Linked DNA regions of Homo sapiens: region 2 is linked to region 1. The links are chromatin contacts, found by Hi-C in ENCODE. All regions are on one chromosome and are shown on one strand. Each heading gives the region's core, a stretch centred on a gene start or an enhancer-like site at or near the end of the contact. The rest is flanking DNA. Distances are from core to core; before and after follow the strand shown. Region 1 overlaps C1orf21 (chromosome 1 open reading frame 21). Region 2 has its middle 110 kb from the start of EDEM3.

Region 1 (2,700 bases), core at 171-2,670:
GGCAAAAGGTCTCTTTTTCCAAGGAGTGGGGGAAGACTTGTAAAGAGGATGATTAAAGCCTCAGCTGAGTCTTAAAATATGAATACCAGCCAAAGGAACTAAGTGAGACAGAGCAGGAGGTTTAGGCTGAGAGTCAGTGAGAACAAAGGCTTAGAGGTACACCACACATACAATATAGCAGGGGAGACTGGGAAACTTTAACCAACTGGTGGAGACATAACTTTAGAGAATCTCACATTAACGGCAGGAGTCTTAAATATTTGAAAATTTTACTCTGGATTTTTTTTCAAGACACTTAAAAGCTCACATAGACAATGTAAGAATCATGTTAGGGATTGGCAGTTAGGTGAAGATTTAGAAAACAGAAAATTTGATGCTAATTCCTTAAGCTGTCTAAGTGTTCAGCCTCACCTCAGGTTAGATGATTATGAACCCTGAGTAATAATGCCAGAACATGGCCTTATGTAGATGAGACCGTTTACCAGGAAGGGTTAGTAATGATTATCTCTGGGTGGTGCTGATTACTAGTTAGTTTTTGTACTTCTTTTATATTTTCCAAATATTCTACATCCCTTTTTCTAAAGAAGTTTTGTGAAAAAAAAAAAGCATTTTATAACTATGTAGGTGGTGACATTGAGAAAGAACTTGTGGAGCAAGGTATAGTGGCTAATCATATTAATTTGGGAACCAAACTGATAGGTTCCTCATTTGTAAAATTGGAACCTACCTCATAAGATGCTATGAGGATTAAATGAATTAATAAGTAATAAAACACTTAAAATAATGCCTGGCACACAAAAAGTGCTGTATAAATAATCAGTGAACTTTATTTAGAAAGTTCTCTGGATTATTCTCTCATAAACAGCACATTTTCATCTTTATGACAGTAAAGTTTAGCATAGTGCTTTTTTTAATAAGAAGAATAAAAACTTCATTCAGAAAAAGCAAAACTTTTTCCTTAAAGTTCATTTACCTGCAGATATCATTAGTGTGTGTAGTACTTTCCTTCTTTCTTTTTTTTTTTTTTGAAACAGGTTCTGTCTCACTCTGGTTGCCCAGGCTGGAGTGCAATGGCACGATCCCAGCTCATTGCAGCCTCAACCTCCCAAGCTCAGGTGATTCTCCCACCTTAGCCTCCTAAATAGCTGGGACTACAGGTGCAAGCCCCCCATGCCCAGCTAATTTTTTGTATTTTTAGTAGAAACAGATTTTCACCATATTGCCCAGGCTGTTCTCGAACTCCTGAGCTCAAGCAATCTGCCCACCTTGGCCTCCCAAAGTGCTGGGATTACAGGCATGAGCCACTGTGCCCGGCCCTTTTCCTTTGTTTTTAGCAGTAACCGTTATGGTTACTTATAGCAAAGTTCTGGGCCACAGGCTATGAATCATCAATGACAGTGACCTTCGGGGCTTTGCTAGCTCACATGACACTGGTTAAGTGGTTTGGTTTCATTTTGCCTGTTTTCAGCCCTGCACCCAAGAGGTTGCTTAAGCTATGAGAACAAAAGTAAAGATAGGAAATAACTATGATATAATTCCATATCTCAAGTTTATTTTTAGCTAACGGGCCTTGTCTTGCTCTTCATTCTGAGGCGTAAAGTCTCTTAGGAAGAGAAGGAATCAGAAGCATGATGCAGAGTTTGACAATGACTAATTTGAAACGGAGCCATCTTCATTCTTTGTAACTTTAATCTCAATTTCTCAGTTTTTCTCAAATTTTCTACTGTAAGCAAACCTTCACAGAAATAACTCCTCTTAGAGATCACAGTGAGCTATGTGCTGTGTAAGGTTTTATTAGAACAAGCACATAAACAAAAACAAGTGGCTGTAAAGCCCAGTGAGCCCAGTTTATAGAGAAGCCATTGACTTGCCTGCAGAACCTGGTTACATTTGGATTCTGCCACAGAGTAACCATGCTACAGGGTGACCTCTGTGGGCTCTGGTTTCTGCGTCTTGGGAGTGAGTGGGTGGAACTGTGTGATTGCTATGGGAGTGTTGAGTGCTAATGTTCAAAGGTTCTATTTACCTGCTCCCCACACTATGGACAATTCACTCAACTGTGTGGTGTCAGTTTCTTTCCTGCAGTGGAGCCATTGGCAAGATTATATATGATTATTGCTTTGTTGATTGCTCTCAGAAAAAAATGGTGGTGGTGGTAGTGTTCAGCTATTAAAAGCTTTATGGTCCAGAGTTGACCAAATTGTTAATTGCATTGTGATATTTACTTTTTCAATGAAAAATTAGAAAGAAGTATCACCAATATCTTCTGTAGCTTCAGAACATTACCATGAGCCTGAAGGTGAGAAAGCTTGAAGTGTGTGGAGTTGTATCTCTGCTTCCACCTTGGCTGGCTGGTTTGTAAATTTATCTTTCATCCACTGATGCTTAAATTGGTGCTGTGCAGCTGCTGCTAGTCAGTGAAGGATTCCATTTGTTGGCTTTCTGTTTAAAGGTTTGTGGTAGAAGTCAGGGTAGGGTAGATTGGTCCTGTTGTTTGAAAAGGATAATGAAATATCTAATAGAAGACAGTTATAAACAAAATCTAGGCCAAAAGGAGAACATTTAATTTCCCAGGTTGCTGATTTTCTCAAGAGCTACTGTACTATGATCTGATCACTCTGAGAGTGTGGTTTTGTTTATTAACTTATATAGCTGTACTCTGTTGGTCCAGCCAGACTATAATAGGGCAAGAAGAAGTAA
Region 2 (2,700 bases), core at 88-2,587, 160 kb after region 1:
CAAATGCAGATTGGTACAGGTGTATGTGGTTTGGGTAACTCAAATACCACAAGTGGCATTGGCATTAGGGATGTGATTTTTTCAAAAGGTGAACAACACAAAATCTAGTTTATCCCTGATTCTCACAACAGTTGCATTCCTGGAAAAACTTCACGCATTTAAAAATATGCAACTAATACTCCATGGTCATGAGTCAAATGGAGTTTGATTTTAGGCTCAGATTATTCTGAACATGTTCTCCACTCAAGAATGCACAGTGGGCTGGGTGCGGTGGCTCATGCCTGTAATCTCAGCACTTTGGGAGGCTGAGGTGGGCAGATTGCCTGAGGTCAAGAGTTCGGAGTTAGAGACCCATCTGGCCAACATGGTGAAACCCCATCTCTACTAAAAGTACAAAAAAAAAATTAGCCAGACATGGTGTGCAGCTATAATCCCAGCTACAGCTACTTGGGAGGCTGAGGCGGGGGAATTGCTTGAACCAGGGAGGTGGAGGTTGCAGTGAGCCGAGATCATGCCTCCACACTCCAGCCTGGGCGACAGAGCAAGACTCTGTCTAAAAAAAAAAAGAATGCACAGTTGGCACCCAGCCATTATGCAGGACAGGAGCAGTTCTTCATTGGGAGCGTCACCCAGAGCATTGCAGGCTGTCTAGCATTTCTGCCTTTTCCCGTTAAATGGCGAGACCATCCCAACTCAACCATTAAGACAACAAAATTCACCCCCACAGATGCTTTCCCAATGAGAATCACTGCACCAAACCAAGAAGACACACAGAGAGGTGAATGGGGATATTGGGTAGGACTCCAAGATTTTCCTCAGACCTCAAAGATAATGAGACATCACCTCAACATGATTTCCTGTGACTATCCAGACTTGTTAGGCTTTTTCTTCAGCAAAGGAGTCAGGAATGAACAGAAAAGACTCTAGTAGACTCCAAGGTGAGTGTCCCGTTGGCTTTTCCCTCTCTGGACCCTGGGAGAAGAGGAGGAGGTAGATGACTGCTCGGCAGACAAGCTCTTCCTCCCCACCCCACTCAAACCCAACAAGACAAACTTCACTTCTTGATTTCTGTTTTTAAAAAGGAAGAACAAATAAAGCAAGAGGCTGAAACTGAATGAAATTCAGTTCTCCTGTCCCTCACATCTCCTGTCTATTAATAGCCTCTTTGAATGAGTCACATTGAGACATTTATTGGCTGTCTCTGAGAGTGCTTTTACCCAAAATAGTTCCCAAGCCATGTTTCTATGCTGCTGTGATGCTGGGACAGCCAACACAGGCGCCGTTTCTCAAAGAAGAAACATGCATGTAAATCAGGTTTCACCTGGGCGGGCTGGGCCGGGGCCCAGAGTCAAAATACCAATCGGCCCCTCACAAACTTAAAATACTGAGGGCATGAATGCTTCATCCTCCGGACTCTCCCCCAGAGACCAGCCTCCTGGCGTCTCCTTGAAGAAGCACCTCATTGTCTCCACAGACCTTGGTGTTGTCTCAACTCTTACATGGTTTCTTTAATGGCTTTTTGGGGGAATGCTGTTGTGCTTCCACATGTGTGTACTGAGGGGACAGGGACAGAGAGAAAACAAGTGAGATGTTATTTCTCCCAGGACCCTAGAGCCAGGGTCTGCTCCTCCTTGTCCCTCAGAGCCTAATCCCCTCAGGGCAGGTGCCTCACTTTCCTCATTTCATGCCACCCCAGCCCCTCATTTCCTCCTCTGTCCCAAGCCATTTTTAACTGTCTGACTGGGAAGGATCTGACCTGACAGGACAATTAAATATTAATACTGTGATTGAAGAGTCTGTGTGTAAATCAATTAAAAATAGGACATGTGGGGCTCAGATATTTTTAACCTATTTTTTCTTTCTGTCTGGAAAACTCTTGCTGCATAGCTCAGACCCGGGTGCCTTGGGGCTGGGATGGATTCTGGAAGGTGGGGAGGGCAGGCTGGGAAGCTGGTCACCACCGTCCTCAGATGGGTGCTGTGTGTAGGGGCTGATGTGGCCTTTCTCCTACCACGCAGAAAGAAGGGGGTTCCATGCACCAGTCCCCTCCTCCTCCATCAAAACCTCCCAGGACTAGCTGTCACTCTCTTTGGGCTCCCCTCCTGTGCCAGTTTACATCACGTTTGTAATTATTTGATTTTTTATTGCACTGTATTCTAGAATGTGAGGGAACACATTCTAGAGGGCAGGAACCATCCTCTCCATCTTTCCATACAGGTCCCCGCCCAGCTGGAATGTGCTGGGCACTTAATAAATGTTTGTGCAATGAACCAACAGCAAGACAATGACATCTGCCACTTGTTACAACTTCCTTATTTGAAATGGCAAACCTGTTTAATGACAATCCTTCTGCCCCTTCCAAGTCAACTCAAGGTAGCATGTGGGTGAAAACAGTTTACATGGAGAAAGTATAATGTTTATAAATAAACATTTATTCCATCATCTCTTTCTGTAAAAGAAGCAGAGTGGGCAGCTGCTCCCAGACCCCGAGATAAATTGATTACCCACCATCAGCAGGCACAGATTTTGGCTCTGAGCTTCCTGGAAGCCCAGGCCAAAAGGAAGACATTGTAGGCAACATGGTTTTCATTTACTCAGCCAAAAGATCACAAGTCAGTCTGCAGAGACAAAGTTTTTCCAAAACTCTCTAACTCAAGAGTGATTTGGTATGTGAATCCTTACACTGAAATCCTAAAGCAA

Evidence for each region. Hi-C counts contacts between places; a loop is a spot of excess contacts on that map. Pooled maps may share reads with other maps.
Region 2: a loop to region 1 is called in a map with no recorded cell type, with 5 times the contacts of the local background. The contact joins two enhancer-like sites. A Hi-C loop is called at or near these places in 7 of 37 single-sample maps with no recorded cell type and 3 of 50 pooled maps.

The regions. Positions count from the first base shown.
Region 1 is chr1:184,490,336-184,493,035 of GRCh38, forward strand. All of the region lies in intron 2 of C1orf21 (chromosome 1 open reading frame 21), which reads left to right. Among named protein-coding and RNA genes, the nearest start is that of C1orf21, 100 kb to the left of the region's middle. Within about 2 kb of position 1,421, at least 22 of the 41 ENCODE cell types and tissues checked have a DNase peak (open chromatin) inside an H3K27ac peak, as active enhancers do.
Region 2 is chr1:184,648,411-184,651,110 of GRCh38, forward strand. No RefSeq gene overlaps it. Among named protein-coding and RNA genes, the nearest start is that of EDEM3, 110 kb to the right of the region's middle. RefSeq lists an enhancer at 1,037-1,366. Within about 2 kb of position 1,338, at least 3 of the 41 ENCODE cell types and tissues checked have a DNase peak (open chromatin) inside an H3K27ac peak, as active enhancers do.